Linked DNA regions of Homo sapiens: region 1 is linked to region 2. A link is a contact called in ENCODE Hi-C or POLR2A ChIA-PET data. All regions are on one chromosome and are shown on one strand. Each heading gives the region's core, a stretch centred on a gene start or an enhancer-like site at or near the end of the contact. The rest is flanking DNA. Distances are from core to core; before and after follow the strand shown. Region 1 overlaps AKAP12 (A-kinase anchoring protein 12). Region 2 overlaps MTHFD1L (methylenetetrahydrofolate dehydrogenase (NADP+ dependent) 1 like).

Region 1 (3,739 bases), core at 1,037-3,536, 270 kb after region 2:
TTAATGACGGTGAGGAGGCACACTTTAGGAACTAAAGGAGACCAGCATGACAGATTGAGCGTTAAGGTAGAACTAAACAAGAGGCACTCAAAGGCAGGGAGATCAGCTCTTAGGATATTGCATTAAATCAACCATGAAATGCTAAAGCTTGAACTAGGGCAGAAATCAAGCAATGGGTACAGACAGCATTGAACACAAAAGAAATGGTAGGATTTGAGGGAGCATGAGGATGACCAAGATGCAGAAAAGCCCAAGATGGTCTCCAGGTTTCTAGGCTTTTCCAACGAGGATGCTAATTCTTTGCCTGAAAAAGAGTATTATCAAGTAAAGACATGGTCTCACTGTTGACCCAGAAAATAGAGGGACAGGGTAACAAAAGCAGTGATTTGTTTTCTGTAATACTAATGGCTGACACTGACTAGTGCTTACTGTGTCAGGTGCTGTCTGTCCTACGCGCTTGGTACACTTGTGATAGACACTTATAAATCCCCATTGTACCAATGAGGAAGCAGGCACCTAGAGGTGAAGGAACCTTACAGGTAGGGCCTCTTCTCAAGGCGAGGCATTCTGATCAGAGAATGCCTAAGAGAGGGAGAGACAGAGACAGAATTCAGTATAAAGACAGAAAGCCCACTGTTAAAAGCAATGTCAGGTGTTTTTCTGAGAGCTCAGAAGCTGTCACTGACATAACCAAACCTCAAATCCGGGAGTCATTCTTTTTCCGTTGGCAAGTCCCGCAGGCCTCATCTCCAAAGACATTTCACATCGACCCATTCTGTCCACAGGGCCTTCCCTGGCTTCATTTCTCCCCTGAATGGACACAGCAGCAGCCTTCCTGCCTCCAGCTTGCTCTCCTTCAGCTCCTCTCTGCAGGCAGATTGCTGGTTTGGGGGTTTTTAGGGTTTGTCTGTGGTCAATTTATATCTGATAAAGCGAGCAAGTCTTAAGCGTATAGCTTGGTGAGTTCTTACAAGGTGAACGCACGAGTAACCCTCTCCCAGGTCAGGTTGGAGAACCTCGCCAGTGCCCCAGAAGCCTCCCTTGCATCTCCTCCTGGTTATTGCTCCATTACATTCTGACTTCTGTCTGCACAGATCAGTGTCACACATCGTTCACCAGGTATGCAGTGATCTTTGAAACCTGCACGTTGAGTCATGTCGTTACCAGAACTCCTGGCATCACTTCCACATTGCACTCTTTGCCATTGCCTGACATGAGATAAATAAGAATGCATGGCTGGGTGTGGTGGCTAACACCTGTAATCCCGGCACTTTGGGAAGCCGAGGTGGAAGGATCGCTTGAGCCCAGGAGTTTGAGACCAGCCTGGGCAACATGGCGAAACCCTGTCTCTACAAAAAATACAAAAAAATTAGCTGGGTGTGGCAGTGTGCGCCTGTAGTCCCAGCTACTTGGGGGGCTGAGGCTGGAGTATTGCTTGAGCCTGAGAGGTCAGAGCTGCAGTGAGCCATAACTGAGCTACTGCACTCCAGTCTGGGCAACAGAGCAAGACCCTGTCTCAAACAAAACCGAAACCAAAAACAAAGAATGAACACATGTCGATGTCTTATTTCTCTCTTCCCTGCCATTGGTACTTTTTGCCTATTCAGATCCAGCTCAAAACTCAACTTTTTCTGGTACACTTTCTCTTATCAACAGAACTGAAAGAGACCCCTCCCTGTTAGTACTATGTGTCTTAGTACTCTGTCTTTGATGTGTGGCACTTCCTTTTGACTTGACGCATCCAGATGACATAGGAACCCATCACAGGGATTAATCAAATGTTGACTAACGCATGGGGACCCAGGGTGGAACCAAAGCTTTTGCAAAATGATGAACATTCAGAGGCTTTGGAGAGTGAACTTGGAGGTCAACAAAGAGAATGAAATGCAAGATGCAGTATGAGCATGTGGTGGGTCTGGACTGCAAGATTCAGGCACTTTATTTTAGGAATAGTTAATGTGAAGAACATGATTTATGAACGACAGAGTGGGGAGTGTATTGAGACCAAGTAAGACTAATGCTCCATTGTGAAAACTTACATATCAAAGCAAATATATTGTCCCCTCTGTCCCCAGAAGCAATAACTGGAAACAGTTTTAGAGGACATAACCTAATTGGTATAAAAACTTTTCACTCTCAGAACTATTTTTCCCATTGTCATAGGAGTGGATACCAAATAATGTTTTCCTGTCTTGGCAGTGATTCACATTACTGAGTTTGCTATTGAACTATTTTTTCCTTGCCAGGAAGTACACATCAGAGAGCTGCATTTCACTGTGTGTGTGTGTGTGTGTGTGTGTGTGTGTGTGTATCTATTTCAATCTACTGATTACCAAAGAGCTTATAATTCTTAATGGAGAGTTTGTGGAAAAGATGAAAAAAGGATTTTTTTAAAGAACAATAACCAGAAAGTTTGAGACAATTGAGTATTATAGCAAAGTCCTTTCTTGCGGTGACTTCTCTGGTTGTAATGTCTTGGGTTAAAAAAAAAAATCAATTTCATGCAAAAAAGGGGGGAGGATTATGTAAACAAAAACAAAAAAATTTAAAGTATCACAGTCTATCATTTGGGTGAGTTGTGGAGGGGAAAAGAAGTCATTTGTACAGTTTGATGAAGAAATAAATGTATTTTCTAGTTTCTAAGATAATCTGTGTATGCTCTAAACTTAAAGCACATCATTTCCTGTAAGTCAGTATTTGGTTCAAAAGTGCAAAGGCTTTATGATTGATCATCTACATCTATCACATGATTATCTTCTGGAGGTGATAATTTTTTTTTTTTTTTGAGACGGAATTTTGCGCTTATCACCCAGGCTGGAGTGAAATGGCGCAATCTCCGTTCTCTGCAACCTTCGCCTCCTGAGTTCAAGCGATTCTTCTGCCTCAGCCTCCCAAGTAGCTGAGATTACAGGGGCACCACCATGCCTGGGTAATTTTTTTGTATTTTTAGTAGGGACGAGGTTTCACCATGTTGGCCAGGCTGGTCTTGAACTCCTGGCCTCAGGTGATCCACCTGCTTTGGCCTCCCAAAGTGCTGGGATTACAGCCATGGAGGTGATAATTTTTTTAAAAGATTAAGGCAACAGCAATTTGAGAGTGAGTCATTGATGGGACACTTGTTTAGGGAAAGCCCTTTTTCCTGCAGAAGCAAACTTGCTTCAGGAATGGCATCAGGCTGAAAGCATTTTCTTTGCATTTCAAATAAAGTTGGCAAGAAAGCTGGCACCTGTCTGCTCCATTTCTGTGCTGTTACTACACACATACGTTCTACTTTGCTTGCTGTCAAGGTTCAAGATCAGTAACAGCAGGGAGGGGGCATTTCCCAGAAGCCCACACGACTTCATGAGGAAGCGCCAACCCTCGCTGGATGGGGCGTCGGCTTGCATTCTTCGGAAACAGAAAACAAAACAAAGAAACTCTCCCTTTCTAGTCACTCACATGTGAATATTGGAGACTGTTTCACTAGCAGTTATAGTCTATACTTCTTGAAATCATTTAGTTTGCTTACAGATCTTGAACCAAGTGGTTAAGGAATGAATCCTTTCCATTGAGGTATCCGTTATCTATTATTATTTATTTAAGCGCATATGAACCAAACGAGCCACTTTGTACTCTGTCTTTCCAGGCGTCAAAGCAGGGTAAGTTGCCCCTCTTGACTGAGTCCCGAATGTGGTCTGAGTCAGAGAAGGTTAGAGCTCAGAGCTCGAGAGAGTTCAGGTCTTTTACAAAACAAAACAAG
Region 2 (4,227 bases), core at 1,604-4,103:
TGCACTTTCGTGCCACATTAATCCTTTGTGTCTCTTCCACTGCTGCTTAATGTCATGGTTCTCAGCCAGTGATCATGGTAACATGGAACAGGGTTAGTAGGCACAGATATGGGTGGAGGATAAGAAAAGGTGGGGACCAGCCAGGCGTGGTGGCTCATGCCTGTAATCCCAGCACTTTGGAGGCTGAGGCAGGTGGATCACCTGAGGAGTTCAAGACCAGTGGTGGCGGGCGCCTGTAATTCCCACTACTCAGGAGGCTGAGGCAAGAGAATCGCTTGAACTTGGGAGGCAGAGGTTGCAGTGATCTGAGATTGCACCATTGCACTCCAGCCTGGGTGACAAGAACAAAAGTCCATCTCAACAACAACAACAACAACAAAAAAAAAAAAAAAAAAAAAAAAAAAAAAAACCAGCAGGGACCAGGAAGCCCTGTGAAGCTAGGCATCCCTCTCCTGGGCTCCAGTAGTACCTTCTGCCTCACATTGTTTCATGAATGCCTTGTTCTGTGTCTCCCTATGTAATTCTCAATTCCTTGAGTTTAGGGACTGTGTCTTATTAATTGGTATGGTCCAAGTGTCTGGCATGGTCTATATGCAGGGAGTGTTTTCAATAATGGCAAGATAAATGAACTTTCATCCTCTTAATCCTCTATTCCATAGTGCTCATCTCGGTGTCCTTCCTTCATATTGAATAGCTCTGTATTTTTGAACCATGATTATTCATTTCTACTTCTGTTTTCTTTTTTCTTTTTTGCTACAAATACTGCGCTGGGATCGACTTCCTTTTGATCATTACACAAATAACCATGGCTGCCTCTTATGTTTATTCAGCTTGTTTTTTTTCCATAATTTGTACAGTGGAAAATCTTGTGGCCCTTGAATTTGCCCATTTTAAATTTGCCCTCAGTCATTTTAAACTCACATCCTGTCCCCCAGAGTGCTCGGCCATTCCCAGTGCAATCCAATAACTAATATTGTGCTATGCTTTGGGATCCACAGATTCTTTCACAATTAGATCTTTAAACTAACCATTGTATGAATCAGCATTCTTCACACATAGAACCAATAAGGATGTGTGTATATATAGAGAAAGATATTTATTGTAAGGAATTGGGTCACATGATTACAGAAGCTGGCAAGTCCAAAATCTGCACTGTGGGCTGGCAAGCTGAAGACCCAGGAGAGGCAGTGGTGCTAATGCAGTCTGAAGGCAGCAGTCTGCTGGAGAATTCTCCTGCTCTCAGGGGAGGCCAGTCTTTTTGTTGTACTCAAAAAGGCCTTTGACTGGTCAGTTGAGACCCACCCACATTATGTAGGACAACTTGCCTACTCAGAGGCTGCTGATTTCCATATCAATTTCATCATAGACACCCTCACAGAAACACGCAAAATAATGTTTGAACAAATACTGGACACCCTATGGCCCCAGCAAAGTTGACACATAAGATTAACCACAAGGCCAGGCACAGTGTTTCACCCTGTAATGCCAGCACTTTGAGAGGCCGAGGTGGGAGGACTGCTTGAGCCCAAGAGTTCGAGACCAGCCTGGGGAAGATAGCAAGACCTCGTCTCTACAAAATAATAAAAAATTATCTGGGTGTGGTGGTACACACCTGTATTCCTAGCTACTGGGGAGGCTGAGGCAGGAGGATCACTTGAGCCCAGGAGTTTGAGACCGCAGTGAGCTGTGATTGTGCCACTGCCCTCCAGCCTGGACAACAGAACTTTATGGCAATTACCGTAAAATGATTTCGAATGGTGATGTACTCTGTATAAATCAAGTATTAAACATATTATTAGTTTTATGTTCTAATTTGAACCAATGTTTGAGAAGTTTCATACTGTTCCATTGGCTCAAATTAGAATCATCCAGGGAGATTTTAAACATTACTGATCCCAGGTTCCCCTCCCAGAACTTCTGCTTTCATTGGTCTGGGTGGAGCCCAGGGATCAGTGTTTTCTAAAAGCTTCCCGCAGGAGTTTAGGTTTAGCCAGTGCTGCCAGCTACTGTTTTAAAAGCACAAAACATAGAGGTACATTTCTAAAAATTGAATGTGATTATGTTGTTCTTTCTTTCAGATCGGTTGTGTAAGCATTTTTATAGGATTATTCTTCATGTTTTCTCTCCTTATTTCAGGTAACGGCTGGTGTTCCTCTTAAGAAAGAATATACAGAGGAGGTAAGAGGAGCTGTTTAGATGCTTATGTGAAGAATCTCTTAAATCCAGTGACTCGTTGGCTTTCAGTGAATGAGCCCTCCTTCAGTGGCCTCTTAGAAAAGTGCTGTTCTGTCCGGGCGCAGTGACTCACACCTGTAATTTCAGCACTTTGGGAGGCCAAGGCGACCGGATCACATGAGGCCAGGAGTTCAAGACCAGCCAGGCAAAACCCATGGCCAACATGGCAAAACCTCATCTCTACTAAAAATACAAAAATTAGCTGGGCATGGTGGCTCACGCCTGTAGTCCCAGCATGAGAATCGCTTGAACCTGGGAGGCAGAGGTTGCAGTGAGCTGCGATCGCACCACTGTACTCCAGCCTGGACGACAGAGTGAGACTCTGTCTCAAAAAAAAGAAAAGAAAAGTGCCGTTCTAAGAATCCGAGAGGAAATGGATGGGATGAAAGGATAAAATTCATTCAGTTAACTCTTAAATATCAAGAAAAGATGGATATAGGCTTTGTCTACTATTGTGTACTCCCAGGGTAGCCATCAGAGCAGGAACTCAAGGTCTCCAGGTCAGAAACAAATATGAAGCTTACACTTCTGTATTCTTTTGTCATGGAAGGTCTATATACAGTTGGCTTTATGATTTACAGGAGTGGCTTACTCTTTTCTGTAAATAGACTTTGATTTGCTGGCAGCAGTACCTCTTAGCTCCTACAGGTGGCGCCAGGGATCTGAGCCAGGAATACCTGGTCAGAGCTCCTCACCCACCTGGGGCCTTGTGCCTGTCAGGCCTCAACCTGCAGAGCATGGGCGCATTGCATAGACCCTGCAGCCTGTCCTCAGCAGGGTGAGCTGCCAGGCTTCAGACCCACCCATATGCCATTGGATCCAGAATCATTTTAGAAATTATTTTGAAGACGAACCTCTTTATTCTTGCAGCCATCTTTCTTGGAGGAAAAAGTGAAAAAAGATGTAGCAAATCCTGCCAGAGAGGTGCTGGCAGTTTAGCTTGGCAGGTTTGGTGGGAGACAATACACAGGGGTCTGGGTTTTGCTTTTTTCTTTTTTACAGAACATCCAGCTGGTGGCAGACGGCTGCTGTAACCTCCAGAAGCAAATTCAGATCACTCAGCTCTTTGGGGTTCCCGTTGTGGTGGCTCTGAATGTCTTCAAGTAAGTCCAGCCTCCTCCTTTAAATGTGGGCATTATCACTAGGCCACCCTGTGAACGATATTTGTGTCTTGGGGTATTTGGTCTTTCTGTGCTTCATCTAAAAGTATACAGAAATACCCAGTTCTTTCTGTTTGTTTATTTGGTTTGGTTTCATTTTAGCAAATGTGTTCTCACAATGTTATTAAGGAAGTGAAATTTATATATAGTGAGTTACTATCTCCTTGGCTTTTTTTTTTTTTTTTTTTTTTAATTCTACCCAGCATTTTTGTCTGAAACAAACTGTGAATGATCAAAGGGATATGTTATGGAATTTTCTTGATAACACCCTTAACGACTTGAAATATTTGAGTCACTTTAGAGAGGACTTTTTTTTTCCATGCTTTAAGTCTGATTTATTTAAACACGATGTGACCACTTTTGATGTTTAAAATGTATTCAGTGTTAGGGAGCGAAGTTCTGTATAAATGGTGAGTCTTTCTTTGAAAACATAGCTAAATGGATACAGATGCAAAACCACAAACATTTTCTTCACTAGGACCGACACCCGCGCTGAGATTGACTTGGTGTGTGAGCTTGCAAAGCGGGCTGGTGCCTTTGATGCAGTCCCCTGCTATCACTGGTCCGTTGGTGGAAAAGGATCGGTGGACTTGGCTCGGGCTGTGAGAGAGGCTGCGAGTAAAAGAAGCCGATTCCAGTTCCTGTATGATGTTCAGGTAAGATCTAGTAAAAACAATGGCTCACATTTCTTACACCTTAGCATGGGTTGTCCCATTCTGTTGTCACCACAACCCTACAGATAAGAAAACTAAAGATAGAAGAGTTTAGGCCCGGTGCAGTGGCTCACGCCTGTAATCCCAACACTTTGGGAGGCTAGGGCGGGCAGATCACT

The links. A loop is a pair of places that touch in the nucleus more often than their neighbours do. ChIA-PET counts read pairs that join two places held with the same protein, here RNA polymerase II (POLR2A). Pooled maps may share reads with other maps.
Region 1: a loop to region 2 is called in a pooled map, with 3 times the contacts of the local background. The contact joins two enhancer-like sites. A Hi-C loop is called at or near these places in 6 of 50 pooled maps. POLR2A ChIA-PET finds 5 or more read pairs at or near these places in 2 of 52 experiments (AG04450 and activated T-cell).

What each region holds. Positions count from the first base shown.
Region 1 is chr6:151,283,110-151,286,848 of GRCh38, forward strand. The region is part of intron 2 of AKAP12 (A-kinase anchoring protein 12); the gene reads left to right. Among named protein-coding and RNA genes, the nearest start is that of AKAP12, 45 kb to the left of the region's middle. RefSeq lists enhancers at 993-1,042, 1,053-1,102. Within about 2 kb of position 2,287, at least 6 of the 41 ENCODE cell types and tissues checked have a DNase peak (open chromatin) inside an H3K27ac peak, as active enhancers do.
Region 2 is chr6:151,011,643-151,015,869 of GRCh38, forward strand. It overlaps MTHFD1L (methylenetetrahydrofolate dehydrogenase (NADP+ dependent) 1 like), which reads left to right. Exons shown (of 28, transcript NM_015440.5): 22 at 2,137-2,178; 23 at 3,238-3,338; 24 at 3,874-4,051. Among named protein-coding and RNA genes, the nearest start is that of MIR12131, 89 kb to the right of the region's middle. Within about 2 kb of position 2,854, at least 6 of the 41 ENCODE cell types and tissues checked have a DNase peak (open chromatin) inside an H3K27ac peak, as active enhancers do.